Linked DNA regions of Mus musculus: region 2 is linked to region 1. Evidence: chromatin loops called from intact Hi-C (ENCODE). Cell type or tissue: gastrocnemius. All regions are shown on one strand.

What was found. Hi-C counts contacts between places; a loop is a spot of excess contacts. Peaks named below come from ENCODE experiments on the same cell type or tissue, not always from the same donor. Only the 100,000 strongest peaks of a DNase experiment are listed, where the experiment ranks them.
Region 2: a loop joins it to region 1, with 14 times the contacts of the local background. A loop is called at or near these places in 1 of 42 quality-filtered maps.

What each region holds. Positions count from the first base shown.
Region 1 is chr15:89,352,475-89,360,474 of GRCm38, reverse strand. It overlaps Lmf2 (lipase maturation factor 2), which reads left to right and starts at 4,816. Exons shown (of 14, transcript NM_178919.4): 1 at 4,816-5,119; 2 at 5,658-5,911; 3 at 6,020-6,048; 4 at 6,178-6,392; 5 at 6,468-6,646; 6 at 6,877-7,018; 7 at 7,131-7,265; 8 at 7,336-7,441; 9 at 7,520-7,616; 10 at 7,689-7,871; 11 at 7,948-8,000. The coding sequence starts at 5,026. Ncaph2 (non-SMC condensin II complex, subunit H2) reads right to left here and starts at 4,756. Exons shown (of 20, transcript NM_001115132.2): 1 at 4,532-4,756; 2 at 18-119. The coding sequence starts at 4,639. In gastrocnemius, no CTCF peak of the experiment used is centred here; DNase peaks (open chromatin) are centred at 3,907 and 4,759; H3K4me3 peaks cover 2,893 bases; H3K27ac peaks cover 2,215 bases.
Region 2 is chr15:88,816,207-88,824,206 of GRCm38, reverse strand. Alg12 (asparagine-linked glycosylation 12 (alpha-1,6-mannosyltransferase)) reads left to right here and starts at 4,889. Exons shown (of 10, transcript NM_001142357.1): 1 at 4,889-4,949; 2 at 7,953-8,000. The coding sequence starts at 7,976. Creld2 (cysteine-rich with EGF-like domains 2) reads right to left here and starts at 4,561. Exons shown (of 10, transcript NM_029720.2): 1 at 4,373-4,561; 2 at 4,194-4,276; 3 at 3,568-3,678; 4 at 2,981-3,072; 5 at 2,072-2,248; 6 at 1,045-1,140; 7 at 382-465. The coding sequence starts at 4,495. In gastrocnemius, no CTCF peak of the experiment used is centred here; a DNase peak (open chromatin) is centred at 4,743; H3K4me3 peaks cover 2,306 bases; H3K27ac peaks cover 1,773 bases.

The sequences.
Region 1 (8,000 bases):
CGGTCTGTGGAACCCACCTTCTTACTGTAGACACAGGCTGAGCCCTGGATCAACAGTGCTGCCTCAATGAAGTTCATTGTGGTTTTGCCTTCATCAAAAGAAATGCAGATCTGGTCCAGCTGCAAGAAAGAACATTAGTAAGCTGGGCTCGGTAAGCGAGGGCATGCCTGTGCCCCCAGCAGTTGGGAGACTGAGGCAGGACTCAAGGTGTGCCTAGGCTACATAGTGAGACAGTCTCAAAGAAAGTCAGATGCCAGTTCGGCAGGAGCCTATACTCACTTCCTTCAGGGGTAGCTCAACCAACCACCCACAAACGGAGATAGCTCCAAGTCTACTCTTGAATTTGCAGTTGCCTCTGGGTGTTCTGGAGGAAAGCTAGATCTTTGTGACTCCCCCCAGTTCCTGGGTCCTGTGAGACCAAGGGCTTTGGAAGAGGGAAGTCCCCAAAGGATATTGACCATGATGGCCAAAGCTACATACCAGCTCTCATCAGCACTCCAAATTGTACCCACCCAGGTCAAAAGCCAACTGGGACAAACTACAACAAAAAGACCCTTTCCTCTGAGAAGGGAAATGACAGAAACAAATGCAGTACACCCTATCCTTTAATTGGAAAACTCAGGAACCAGGTGACATAAGTAGTTCCCCTCTACAGCCCTCCATGGCGTCTGGCAGCCCTGGCTCTAAGCCAGTGTTTGGGTTTTTCCCACTTCTCCCTTCTGCCATGTGCATCTAGCCACCCCTGGACAAACTACCAACCACACAAGTCAACAAGTGCCAAACCCATCCACAAAGCAGCTTTCTCCCTGAGGCTCTGGGGTTCCATTTACAGATACCTACTGAAGATCTATAAATAATAAATAAACAAATAAATAAAGACACAGCCCAGAATTGTTCTTCAAGGTAATAGGGATTGAACTTAAAGTCTTGCAAACACTCTTACTACTGCCCAAACCCCTATGTCCAACTGTCCTATTCAACTACCCAGATTTTTATAAATAAGAGTCCAGTGAGCAAGTCCATGCTAGCTTCTGAGCATCCACACTCATCCCCCCAAAATGAAGGCTCTCAGCTCCTCTTATTCACCTGGCAGTTCAATCTGGATCAGTCCCCTACTACCTCAAGTTCCTCTCTAATGACAGCTGACCTGGCCCAGCCTAACCTCTCCTGCAAGTTCGTTACAGGCTTTCTGCCACTCAGAGGGAAAACCTGAAATTGTAAAATCCCCCAAGGGAGTTATGTAAACTCGTAGTCTCTTCCAGCTACCAGCCTTTGCCTGTGAACTGACTTTCATGCCTTCCAGAGGCAAGCCCCATGTCCCCACTACATAGAAATTTTCGGCTTACCAGACATGGCAACTCCTTTTACCTCAAACACAACCAGGTCCCTCAGTCTCAGTCTTCATGACTTCCTAGCCTTTTCTCTCCAGTTTATCATGCACTTGTGATAACTCACAATACAGTTTATCACACTCACACAATACAGTTTATCACACTCACACAATACAGTTTATCATGCACTTGTGATAACACACAATACAGACGGTGGGGAACAGAGAAGCTTTGTCTACTATCAGCACATCATTTCATCTCACTAGTGACCATTTCAGACTTTGTTGTAAAGGCTACATTGATTTATATGAAACATAAAGAGATAGTGCTTAGGCCAAATAGACACGTCTAGGTAGGAAGCAATAATGACGTGGTTCCCACCCTGATATCCATCCTCCCTGGAGAGCAGACATTTTATCAAAGCATGAATTACTCTTTGCTTTGCTTGACATCTGTTTTCTTTTTTCTTTTAATTTTAAGTTGATTCTTGGCATATAATACTTAATAACAATGAACAAATAAAAGAAAGTAACACCATAAGGCATGTTAGAACACTGGTAACTAGATGGAAAACAAGAAGAACATATACAGCATCAGTGCCAGGACAGCAAAGCGTTAGGCGATGTGGCATAGTCTTCTTGTTATTTGATAATTGAAACAGGGCCTCCTATAGCTCAGGCTTCACATGGATTCTGGAGCCAAGAATGATCTTGAACTGATCCTCCTCCCTCCACCTACCAAGTGCTGAGATTAAAGACATCATGGGAACAGACCCGGGGGCAGGAAAGGAGCCTTATCTGAAGCAGAAGAGCTGACCAAGCCAGGAAACAAATTTAACAGTGTGCCCACAGATCCTTTTAAGAAAACCTGATTCCACAATATGACCTCTTAATACTGTTCTTGGCGCTTCTCAGCCAACTGTGCAGTGCAGGTTGATCATCAAGGGCCAGAGAGACGGCTCAGCGGGTAAGAGCGCTGACTGCTCTTCCAGAGGTCCTGAGTTCAAATCCCAGCAACCACAAGGTGGCTCACAACCATCCATCATGGGATCTGACGCCCTCTTCTGGGGTGTCTGAAGACAGCGACAGTGTACTTAGATATAATAAATAAATAAGTCTTTTAAAAAAAAATACATGTTCATTTAATAAGCATTTATCCTGCACCTACTGTGTCAGACATTCTACAAAGAATAAGAAAGCATATACGAATCTCTACCCTTCTAGAATTTATACTGTAGGGTAAAGACAGACCACAAACCAGCAAGCAAACAACTATGCAATGTTGAGGCCTGGTTATAACTTTTTTTTTCCTAAGATGTGTGTGTGCTTGCACTAATGTGTGTGCACCATGTGCTTGCAGGGGTTCATGGATCCAAAAATGGCCCTGGGACCTCTGGAAGTAGAGTTACAGGCCATTGTGAGCTACTTTTTTTTTTTTTTTTTTTTTTGGTTCTGAGAACTGAACCCAGGTCCTCTACGAGAGCAGCAAGTGCTCTTATCCAGTCATCTCTCTAGCCCTGATTTAAATTTTCTAAAAACAAAAAATGATGTAGGTGTTTTGCCTGTATCCATATCTGTGTACCACCTGTATGTTTGGTGCCAGTGGAGGCCTGATGAAGGCACTGGATCCCCAGGAACTGGGATTACAGACAGCTGCGATCTGTCCTGTGGGTGCTTAGAACTGAACCTGGGTCCTCTGAAAGAATAGTCAGTGCTCTGAATTGATGAGGCAGCTTTCCAGGTCCCTGCGCCCCCATCCCTGTCTCCAGTTTTAATTCTTCAGACTGGATGGTGTCCAATCTAAGAGCCTGGATGAGAAGGTTTTAAATATCTAGGTTTAATACACCTAGACCAGATATAGTGGGGAAGGAAGTATATTCTTGCAATATAACTGACACAATTCATTGGTAAACTTGGTGTGAGACATGAGGCCTTATCACATCTCTTAATTTTCACCTTTAGTTAAACAGTGAAACACTACCAAAATAGAGGACTAGAATTTGAACCACAACCCAAAAGCTCCACTTTAAATAACATCCAAGAGCTCGAGTAACATCCCAGCACATGCCAAGGGAGTGGCTAGAACAAACAAATCTGGGACAGCTCACAAGGAAGATCGGTATGGGTGTATCCCACCACATGGAGTTGAAAACTTGTATTTAAAAAAAAAAAAAATCACACAAGTAAGATTTTCTATTTTTAAGGGAAAGAAGACTCCACCCCAAGAAGCTCGACACTTAAGAAAGAAAACAGAAGCAGTCAAATAGAAATCCTAAGAGCACTGTTTCAAAAAGGAAGCTGTCAGACCGAGAAATCTCCCCAACAGGGCACTTCGAGCGTCTCTTTTATTTTTAAATACGAAGACCACTACAGTTCGAGTTGAGACCTGTAACTATTCAGTAGTGGGATCCGATTGTGTTGAGCCAAAGTGTGAACGTGCAGAAACGGAGCAGACAGTGACTGAATAGACCTGAACTTAAAAAAAAACAAAACGGAGGAATGGAATGCTGATAGGCTAGATTACGGCGAGGGGCTGGGCCACCAACAGGATGGGGGAGGGGGCGGATCCTTCTGGACAAAACTGGTTCAAATTAAGAGCCTGGGGTATGGGTGCGTCGCACTGCGGGAAGATCGTGTGGGCGGGGCTTGAGGTCTAAGATACAAAATCCCTTTTCCTTCGGGAACCAGATCTCTCTCCATTACTGTAAGAGTCCTGGTATGGTAGGGTTGATTGGTAGTTGCAAATAATCGGGAGACTGGGACAGAAGACTTCGGGTTTAAGACCTGCCTTGGCGCCTGGCTCAAGAAGAAAAACAGGTTCCAAAAAAAAGCTCGGTGGTAGAGTGCCTGCCAAACCTGTCCAAAGCCCCAGGTTAAATCCGCCCCCAAAAGGGGAAAACAAAAAGTTTGCTTCTTAATGTATTGTATTCCCCCAAAGAAAACGGAAATAATGTACTTGTTGGAGAAAAATGATTATCATCCAACCAAATCGACTTCACAGCTCGCTAACCGACAGAGGCCTGAAAAGGACAGCTCCGGGAGAATCTAGCTGAAAGTTTCGAGAGGCAGGCTGGATTTTGAAGGGGGGTGAGGAAAGAAACAAGACTGCGGATGACACACCAGACGGCTACAGACCCGGAGGCGGGGGGTGGCAATGCAGCCTGAGCGCCCAGGCCGATGCCATTCCCCCGCCGCCCTCACCTCCTCCAGATACTCGCCCAGCTGTGCCGCCACGTCCACCTCCCAGTTCTTAGTGAGATCCCGGATGGGCTGCAAGAGGTGAGCAAAGCGCACCTCCACATCCTCCATGTCTAGAACGGGACTAGAAGCCCGGAACCATGGCTCAACCCGCTACTGGTTCTGGCGCCATTTTGGTGCTCCCGCCCCGGAAGTACGTAGCCAGGGCACTGCGCGCACACGTATGACGTCAGGCGGGCCCAGTTTCGAAGAAGTAAAGAAGCGGGCCCGACGGGGGCGGGGCCTACACCGGGGGCGGGGCTCCGTGTCTAGGGGGGGGGCCTGGAGGAGCGGAGGAGACTAAGTTTCTAGGTGGTTAGCGGTGAGTTCTTTGGCACTGGGTGGAGCTCAGTGACCCGACCGGACTGACGGATTCCGGCTGCGGCGTGGGCCAGAGGCCGGGCTGGGGGCAGCTAGGAGACTAGAGGGCACTACTTCGGCAAGACCGCGTAGCGGACATGGCGAGCTCCCGGGTCCCACAGCAGCTTTTCCTACAGGGTGTGGCCGCTGTCTACTTGTTCGCCTTTGCGTCCCTCTACACCCAGATCCCAGGTGAGGGCGCGGAGGGGTTGAATCGTCACACGTGGACGTGGTAGCATCCCTTCCTTCACTGCCCTCTGAGGCGGGTGTAAAGTCCAGGCCTCTCTCTGCGCGGGATTAAGGGGTGGTAGTTTGCGGGCAACAAAAGTGGAGGAAAAAGAAGCACAAGGGTCGATTTCCCTTAACTATTAGTAGTCTCATCTAGGCTTAGGGAAAAACCCCGAGGGGAGTGGGTGGCAGATTTCTACCTGGACTCTGTGGGCAGGTAAGAGAGGGATGCGCTCTAATTGACAGAAGGTGCTGACCCAGAATCAGGTCTTCTGAACCTGGTGTTGGGGGTCAACAATTTCCAACGTGAGAGAGAGAGACCATCTGGTAGACAGAGCAAGCCCTGCCTGGGATGGGAACATCTGCAAGCACAACCTGGAGTTGGGGGTTTGGGACATCTGCATGCCAGGAGCTGGTGGTGGAGCATCTCCGGGGCCTAAGTTCATGTGCATGTTAGACTGGGAAGATGTCTAAGACTTGGCCCTGACATACCCTCCCACAGGCCTCTATGGCCCAGAGGGCATCCTTCCTGCTCGAAGAACACTGCGGCCCCAAGGCAAGGGCCTGTGGCAGCAGCTGTGGGAAACACCAACGCTGCTGTGGGAGGCACCAAGACTGGGGCTGGATACTGCCCAAGGTCTGGATTTACTGACCTTATTGGGCACCGTGCTAGCCCTGGGCGCCCTGCTCCTGAACTCTCTGAGACACCCCTTCGTCTACCTGCTGCTCTGGGTTGCATACCGATCAGCCTACCAGGCAAGTGAGACACTTAAAACTTCAGCCTTCATCTAACCCACCCTCTCTCTCTGCCTCACCTGATGCAGCAGACACACAGTGGCTCCCTGACCACTTCTCTCCCTACAGGTGGGCCAAGTGTTCCTTTATTTCCAGTGGTGAGTGATTCCGGGGGCCCAATCTGCCTGAGGCCACTGGGCAGGGTTGTTTGCCTCTCCTGGGAGGACCCTGGGAGGTTCCTATTAAGCAACCTAAATAGGAAATTTAGGATATTTCCCTCCCTATAGGGATTCCCTGCTGCTGGAGACTGGCTTCCTAGCTATACTGGTAGCCCCGCTGAGGGGGCCTTCCAAACACAAGATTCTCCAGGGTAGATTAGCAGGAGCCTTACCCCATGAAGACCTCCCATTCTGGCTCGTGCGCTGGCTGCTGTTTCGACTCATGTTCGCCTCTGGTGTGGTCAAGTTGACCAGCCGCTGCCCTACGTGGTGGGGACTCACTGGTGAGGGCCCGGGGCCTGAAGCTGGGATGGTCTAGAGGCTCTTAACCAGCCCTGACCTCCACTCGCTTCCTGCAGCTCTGACCTACCACTATGAGACTCAGTGCCTGCCCACACCCGCTGCCTGGTTTGCTCACCATCTGCCGGTCTGGCTACACAAGCTCAGCGTGGTAGCCACCTTCCTCATCGAGATCGCAGTGCCACCCCTGTTCTTTGCTCCTATTCGCCGCCTACGACTTACTGCCTTCTACGCTCAGGTAGGTAGAAGAGAGTGTGGCCTTTACCACTGGCTGGTGAGGCTTGCTGGGGCGGGAGTGGTCGGGTGATGGGTGCTGTGGGGGGAAGCATCGCAGGCAGAAGGATGTGTTAGCCAGTCTAGGTGTATACTGTCACGTGAGGCTGTGGCCTTTGGGAAAGTGTCGTCTTTAGGTCTGCGGGAGCCCAAGAGCATCCTCTCCATAGCTCTGACTGCATGTCTTCCTCTCAGGCATTATTGCAAGTCCTGATTATCATCACTGGCAACTACAATTTCTTCAACCTGCTAACCCTGGTGCTCACCACTGCCCTCCTGGATGACCGTCACCTGTCTGCTGAGCCTGGCCTCAGATGCCACAAGAAGATGCCCACCTGTGAGTGTCAGTCATCCCATCACGACAACCAAACCCATGTCATCCGCCAAAGAGCCCCTGTCCCTTGGCTGCAGACCCTTAGCCAATCTGTGACTGTCTGTCCAACCCATAGCCTGGCCTAAAGCCCTGCTGACCGCGCTGTCCTTACTGCTGGAACTGACTGTCTATGGGCTGCTGGCCTACGGCACTGTCTACTACTTTGGCCTGGAGGTTGACTGGCAACAGCACATCATCCTCTCGAAAACCAGTAAGTGCCAACATGGGGACCTAAGGGAAAGGGCTGGCTCAGTCCCTGATCACACTCTCCTCCCTGGCAGCCTTCACCTTCCATCAGTTCTCCCAGTGGCTGAAGACGGTAACCCTGCCAACTGTGTGGCTAGGGACAGCCTCCCTGGCCTGGGAGTTGCTTGTTGTCCTCTGGAGGTATGTATGTACCCGAAGACCGCGGGCAGAAGCCGCTTTCAGATCAGGTCTGACCACACCCGTCCCTCTCGTCCCCAGGTGGATCCAGGTACAAGGATGGTCACGGAAGTTCTCTGCGGGTATCCAGCTCTCCGTCCTGGGCACGGCAACAGTGGCCTTGTTCCTGATCAGCCTAGTAGGTGACCCTGTGAAGACTGGGACTGGGGGAAGATGGGGCAGCACTGAGCTATCGCCTATTTGCCTGCAGGTACCTTACTCCTATGTGGAACCTGGGACCCACGGGCGTCTCTGGACTGGGGCTCATCGCCTGTTCGGTTCTGTGGAGCACCTACAGCTGGCCAACTCTTACGGCCTTTTCCGTCGGATGACTGGCGTGGGCGGGCGGCCGGAAGTGGTCCTAGAGGGCAGCTATGACGGACAGCATTGGACAGTGAGCCCTCCCAAATGATACAGGGGTAAAGGGACCAAGTCCAGCCATCCCAGCTAACCATGTGTCCCTCTGTCAGGAGATCGAATTCATGTACAAACCTGGGAATGTGAGCCGACCACCCCCTTTCCT
Region 2 (8,000 bases), 540 kb after region 1:
CATAGTGAGCTCCAGGACTACACAGAGAGATCTTCTATATGGATCTGTATGGAGTATGTAGAGTTTTCCCTACAAGGGAGAGACTGATGTGACTGAGGCAGCAGCGCACGCTAAGGCAACTGTGATGTATAAAGTAAGTGCTGCATGGAGACGTGCTGGCTTTCTGCATGCCAAGGAAGGAGCCAGAGGCAGCAGCGCATGCCAAGGCTACTGTGATGTACAAAATAAGTGACGCATGGAGATGTGCTGGCTTTCTGCATCATATCCACCACTGATGTCGCCACTTTCAGGTTCCTGAAACCACACCAAGGGCATCCGAGTCACACATGTTGAAGGAAGAGAGAAGCCTACGGAGACCACAGGTCCCAACACTCTGGTCACCTTCACATGTGTACGAGCCGTTGACATTCTCACAGTACTGGCCATCGCTGCACGGAGATGTCTCTGCTGCACACTCATCCACATCTGGAAGAAAACAAGGCTGTGAGCAGAGCAGAGCAGAGGTGGCAGGGCTGAGGCACCACCCGTGTGACGGGAATGTGAGCACCTGAGCCTCCACACAAGCTCAGATCATCTCTTCCTTCAGTACCCCCCCACCCCATCCCCCAAGGCTTTAGACCAGCTTGGCTGAGTTCTGAATTTGCCTAAGGCCAAGCAGCTGCAGAGGGTGAAAGCAAAACTAGAATAGAAGAAGAGGCTGGGCAAGGGGCACCTGAGGCTCGGAAGATCAAGCCTGTAGCAGCTCCACTGAGGGCCTTAGTACAGGGTTTGCTGCACGAAAGGGGCAAGGGCCCAGAAACAGCAGGGCCACACTCCTGGTACTGTGATACTACCAGCTGTGGTGGGGACACTGGCTTAATACAAGTCTGAGTCCCTCTAAAAACCCCACATGCCGGCCATAAGAGTGGCCTTCCACAGCCCCGAGTGGGACGGAGATGAAAGACATCAGAAGGGAGTCAGACCTCCCTGGGATGGTCGGGTCGCCCCATAAGGAACCACCCCCCACTCTCTCTCCCCACCCCATCTCCATGGTATGCGCCTCACCCACACAGGCATCCTCCACACGTGCCCAGCCCACTTCACACTGGATACAGTCTTTGTTGCTTGGACCAGAGCAGGTCTTGCAAGACTCATCACAGGCTGGAAAGCAAAGGCTGTGTCAGGAGGGCCCTTTTGGGAACAGGGTCTCATTGCCTCCCACACTGAGGAAACCTTCCTTCAGGAAGGAGGATTTTTAAGATTGGCAGGAAAATAAAAGCGGTGAAACCAAGAAAACAGCAGCACTTAACTCTGAGTGTGATGTCACCACATCCAGCGTCCCTCTAGTCAGTGACAAGGACTGCTGACTATTTCCTTCACAGTCATAAAACATCAAGTGAACTCAACCAAGGATGCTGCCCTGTGCAGGCAGCAACCATGGCAGCCTAGAAGGCTGGCAAGGCCTGTGCTCCGCTGACTGATTTGACAGGCAGAGCTGACCTCAGTCTCAGAAAGAAGCTGCCCAGGTAACCTTGACAACCCTGGTGAGAGCGAGGGCGTGGGAGGGCCAGTGCTCAGGAGTAGCCTCCAAGGGTCCTGGTTCCCTTTCGTAGCCATGTCTTGTGGGCACAGAAAGTCCTTGTTCCCTCTGAGAAGTTGTTCGATCAACTACAGATACATCTCAGCCTCTGTATCTTGCCTCCGTCTCAAAAACCACCTGGCAGGAAACTGAAAGACCTGTCCACCCTTCTGGGACAGCCATGTCATCATTTCAGGTGATCATATGGAATACGGCCAACTACTAGGTGCTAGGTCATAAAACCAAGGGCATTTGATACAGGCATGATAGAACCTGTCACACAGGCACTGAACCACCAAGTCATTCCCAGGAAGGCTTAAGAAGCAAGTACCTTTCCCTTCCAGGGTAGCTTATGGATACTTCAGAAAGCCCATACTGCCAGGCCTCCTGCACCGGATATGGGGTTAGGGGCCAGGAGGCACTCTGTTCCCAGCTATGCAGCCTCAGCAGAGGGCTGCTCCCCACAGCCTCTCCATCACCCAAGCCAGCCAGACTCTGGGTGCCGGTGCTTACCTGAGCAGATGCTGTGGGTCTCGTTCCTCTGCAAGCTGAAGAAGCCGTCTGTGCAGTCAATACACAGTGGTCCCTTGTAGCCTGTGTGACACTGGCAGGACCCGTCGCCCTGTCTGCTGCCGTCTCCGCTGCAATAGCCGTTTCCGCTGCAAGGCCTCTCGGACCCACCCTGGCACTCTTGGAAGACATAAACTTTTGCTTGGAGCATGCCCCTGGGGTTGGAGCATAAAGCCATTGGGGTCCCTTACAATCTAAACCTGGCACCAATTCCTGCTGAGGGAACAGGGACCTGGAAGCTGAAGGAAAGGGCCAGAGCCAGACACTGACCACCTGGGACCGGCAGGATTAACACTAGAACACCTGTGGGGAGCCAGCTATGGGACAACACACTATGTGCCCGAGAGAGAAAAATCCAATGTTGTATTCAGCATACAGTCAGGGAGAAGGGAACAAGAGCCAGCTCAGCCCACGTGCATGCCTGAAACTGAAACTTCTGTCACCGGATCCAGCCCGACTGATCAACATGACTTGGCTCCAGTCTCAAGGGTCACCTCAGAGAAGGGGCCAGGACTAGGTAAGAATGCTTACCACCCCCAACTCCCATCAGTACAGAGGAGCTCGAGAGACTGTGATCCCTCCCCCTGAACACTCATGAGGGCAAGAGGAGAACTCCCTAAAGTCAGAAGTCAGCAGTGATGCGGGAGCCTATGGCCCAGGTTCACAGCACCAGAGCAGGGGTGGACAGCTATGTATCTGAGGAAAGAGGCAGGGTTCCCCAACTCCACAGAAAGAGCATGCAGTTCAAATTCCCTCTGTGCTTTTAAACACAAGAAGGGCATCAGAGAGGAGTCATGGGAAAGATGCAGGCTCGGATGTCCCGGAGGGGCGGGGGGGGGGGGGGGGGTGTACCTTGACAGTCTGGCCCGTAGGTGCCTGGAAGACAGCACGCTTTCAGTGTGTGTACACAGAACCACTCAAATAGGTTGGGGTGCTCCTTCTTCCTGAGGGTTTTGAAATGGTCATTAAATCCCACGAGACGCTGGCCCGGAGGCACGCACGGCTCAGTGGGGATGCTCCAAGCCTTGGACAGTTTCAAACCCTAAATATAGCACAGGCGTTTTCAAACATATCAGCGGGGGAGTTGACTTTATAAGTTAGGTGTAGTAAGAGATCAGTAACTAACAGTGATAGCCAGACAGTAACGATGCGCTGAAGTGAGGCTTAACCACTCCAATTTTCACTTCTTAACTTCAGGCTGAAGCAACTAAGGACCTCAGGTGATTCGGGCTAGGAGGCACTGTCCACGCCCTCAAGGCTATGTGATGGGGGAAGCAAGGGTCAGGTGTGCACAGGACCTCCTTGGAAGCTTCTAAGAGATGGTGGCAGCGCAGGGGTAAATCGGGATGGGGATGTAGGATATTTCCTGCTTCTCTAGGTTCTCTACTGGGAAGATACTGCAAAATGCGAGATCAGAAGACAGGGTCCCAGGCACTCACAGTGTCTGCCACCAAGCCTCTAGCTGCTCCTCCTGCTGCTCCAAGAGTTGGTTGCACTCAAAGTCACTGCTGTCACACAGACCCTCCATGATCTCCAGAAGCCGGATCTCACTGAAACACAATCTGTCAGCACCCCAAAGCACCAGCACCCCAAAGCACCAGTCTGCTCACTTTACACATGTCCCTCCTAGAGACTACTTTAGCGAAGAGGAGAGTCTCTACAACCACAGGCAAGGTTAGTCAGTAAGGGGAGGCTAACCGGGGGGTGTGCAGCGGACCCAGGAATGGTAGGCCCCTCCATCCCTACAGCATGAGAAAGGGAGCTTATTCCATTAGTCAGGGAAGCCAGAAGTCTCTAGGAGGGCGAGGGGCTCCAGTCTGAGTTTCCAAAAGGCCCGTGTGCGTGTGTGTAAAAGCCTTCCAGTGTCTGTGCGCACAGAAGTGGCCGTAGGGAGTGTGGAAACCACAGACCAGTTGAGTGGCCAGAGGCAGGGACGACCATTGACAGGTGTCCACCACCATCGAAGGGGTTCCTCCGTGTGCCGGTGGTCTGCACCGACCCCAAGGTCTGACCACCGATTCACAGACCGCGACCGCACATCCTCGCACTTCTTGGGAACACTCACCTGAATTCGTACTTAGACAGCGTCTTCTCTTCCCACGCCGTGTTGCCGCCACCGAAATTCTTCCTGGCCGTGTTGGCCATCCCCTGTAGTGGAGGTGGCACCAGCTCGATGGGCTACCGTGAACCCCGCCGCCAGCCCCTGCCCCAGCGCCGCTGCCCCGGACCCCGCCGCCCGCCCACCTGGTTGAACTTGTCCACCAGCGTCCGGCATCTCTGGCACATCGTCGGCTTCCGGGAGGCTACGGCCCCGGGCGGCGGCAGCAGCAGCAGCAGCCCGAACGCGGCTGCAAGCAGCAGGTGCATGGCGGGAGGGCTGCCCGGCGACCCACCGAGAACTGCGGCGGAGTCTGAGCCTCCGCCCACCGGCCCGCGCGCCGGCCGTTCCCCGGGCTACTTGACTGCGTCGCCGAGGCCCCGCCCACCTTTCACCCCGCGCGCTTCTATTGGCCGGAGGAATCCCCCTTGCCTGATGTGGACCAATTGAGGCTCGCCACGAGAAGCCACCAATGAGAAGGCCCCGGGTCAGCGTCCCGCGAGAATGAGGCAGAACCGTAATCTTCTATCGGGTCCCCATGCCCCGCCCTCCACGAGTGGCCATCTTTTCTCCGGGCGGGAAGCGCCAGCTGCGGTCGCCAGCCTGGGCAATGGTGGCCATGTCAAGTTCGGGCAAAGACTTGGCTTCCGGGCCCGGTTTCCGCAGCCGGCTTCCTGCCTTGGTCAGTCTGCTCAGTTCCGCGGGGTCCTGCGGAGAGGAGAGGTTAGCGCGCGTCGCCGGGATTGGTGTACTCGGGCGGGAGGTGGCGAAGCTGGGGTTCTCCCGAGCGCGCGTGACGGCCTTTGAGTTCCTCAACCCGGGGATGGACCTGTCACTTAGAGGCTGAGCGTGTCCCTGGGGGCGGGACATCTCGCCCGAGGCCTGGACCGTTCATCCATCCTCCTCACCTGGCGCCCGGAGCTGTCATCCGTAAACAGAGCTCTACATCTGGGTCCTGCTCAGTGTGGTTGAGGGGGCCCCAGTGGTCGACATTTCCTCAGGGGCCTCAGGCAGTGAGTTCACAATGACCTTCCGAACTTTAAGTGACCTGAGGGAGGAGGAGGAGGAGATGTGGACTATGTGTATTTTAAAGAACATCTGATTGTATAAATAGTAACAGTTTAGTCTGGTCTTTGGTTTACAAGTAAGTTCATCTACACCAGCTAACACTTCCAGGTTAAAGCCACAATTTGAACGAATGATTCCCACAGTTCCCTTGGAAGCTTTGGAATCACAATGGACAGGGACGACAGGATCTTTGAAGGGTACCCCCTAATCTGAGATGCCCTCCTCCTCCACGCCACATTTGCGAAGAGTATAGCTTTTAATTTTTTAAAGATTTGTTTATTTTATGTATATGAGTACACACGGTAGCTGTACATAGGGTTGTGAGCCTTCATCTGGTTGTTGGGAGTTGAATTTACGACCTCTGCTTGCTCTGTGCATCAGATCTCATTACAGGTGGTTGTGAGCCACCATGTGGTTGCTGGGATTTGAACTCAGGACCTTCAGAAGAGCAGTATAGCTTTTTGGAGCTTGGCTCCTGGAGCTTAGCCATTAGCATCTCTTCTTCCCTGCAGCTGCCCCCATTCCTGTGATAGGTGTTTTGTTTTGTTTTTTTTTTTGGTTTTTTGAGACAGGGTTTCTCTGTATAGCTCTGGCTGTCCTGGAACTCACTCTGTAGACCAGGCTGGCCTCGAACTCAGAAATCCGCCTGTCTCTGCCTCCCAAGTGCTGGGATTAAAGGCGTGCGCCACCACGCCCGGCTGATAAGTTGTTTTTATGTACTGGTGAATAACTCCCTTGTATTGTTTCTGCTCCTGGTTGAGCGGTCCAGCTCACCCTGGTCTCCTGTTGTCTTTGAAAATAGCTAGCCGGGCGGTGGTGATGCACACCTTTGATCCCAGCACTTGGGAGACAGAGGCAGGCGGATTTCTGAGTTCAAGGCCAGCCTGGTCTACAGAGTGAGTTCCAGGACAGCCAGGGCTACACAGAGAAACCTTGTCTCGAAAGAAACAAAAAAACAAAAAAGAAAGAAAATAGCTGCTGTTGGTCCTCAGCAGAACACACACCCCTTTGTGGCTGTGAGGAAGGAGGAGGATCGGGTGAGTTCTGTGGGTAATAGCCCACCCTAAAGCTTGGGTTTCCTTCAAAGGTCTGCAGAGCAGATAGTTGAAGCAGCGAAGTTGGAGTCCCTGAAGCAACGCATCTCGCACTGCTGCCTCCCTCGATGGCTTGGCCTCTTCCCCATCCTTTTCAATACCAAGGATGGCCTTGAACTTCTAGTCCTCTTGCCTCTTACCCCCTAGGTGCTGGGATACACACATATATTTACATACCTGGGGTTTATCCGGTTCTGGGGACCGAACCCAGGGCTTCAGGCTCTTAACAAGTTACCCAGGTTGACCTAGACCTCTTGTTTCTCCTGTCTCAGCCTCCCAAGTACTGGAATCCTAAGTGTGCATCACTGTACCCCAGTATGGTTTTGTGCCAGGTTGGGAACTTTATGTACATGTTGTTCTATAACCTAATTAGTCAATCGTCACACTTTCTCAGTTCAGGACTTTTTATTGGGTCTAACTCAGCTGGGCATAGTCAGACGTGGTGGAGTGTTGGCCAGACTCACTGTAGCCTTGCAACCGAACTTGGAATAAGCAAGTGCACGCTGTGGCTTATTTACACTCACTAAAGTCTTTATAATATGCCTTTGCGCAGGGCTGGGGAATACCTGTGGGGCATTTTCCTGATTGGTGATGTGGTAGGGCCCATCTCACTGTGGGTGATGCTATCCCTGGGCTGGTGGTCATAGGTGCCATAAGAAGGCAGACTGAGCAAGCCATGAGGAGCAAGCCAGTAAGCAGCACTCCTTCTTGACCTCCATCCACGTTAATCTCCTGCCTCCAAGTTCCTGCCTTGAGTTTCTGCCCTTAGTTTCCTTGGATCGTAAGCTGTAAGATGAAATAAACCCTTTCTTCCCCCAAGTTGCTCTTGGGTGTGGTGTTTTATCACAGAAATGTAAACCCTAACTGAGACCATAGGAATTATGAGCATTATTATATTTCACGGGGCTGGGGCTGGAGAGGTGACTCTGGTTAAGAATGCTGACTGGTCTTTTAGAAGACCAAAACTCAGTTCCCTGCACCTACACAGCACCTCACAACTGCCGGTAACTCCAGTTCCAGGGAATCAGATGCCCAGACATACATGCATATATACACATATATACATACACACATGCATGGGATTTATTAGAGTGGCTTACAGACTGATCTAGCTAGTTAATAACGGCTGCCTATGAGTGGGAGGTCAAGGAATCCAGTAGTTGTTCAGTGTACAAGGCTGGATGTTTCCCTCAGGTGGGCTTCAGTATACACTGGGGTCCTGAGGAAACAGGAACCATTGCCAGTGAAGGAATGGATTTGCCAGGAGACCAAGAGCAAGCTTCCTTCTTCCATGTCCTTTACAGAGGTTGCCAGCAGACGCTGTGACCGGATCAAAGATGGATCTTCCTACTTCAGAAGATTTACTTAATAAACAATCCCTCACCGGGGTACTCAGCTGCTTGGGTTTTAGTTAACTTCAGATGTTGTCAAGTTGACAGAATAGCCATCTCAAGGGGTCTTGTGCTTCCTCTCCTCCACATCTTACCTGTGTGACCTCAAGCCACGTCTTAGGAATGTCTGACCGTGTAAGGTAACAGTGTTCCTTGTCTGTGTCTCTGTGAAGGCGCATGAAGTTCAAAGCTCTACATGGCTGGCAAGAAGTCATCGGGCA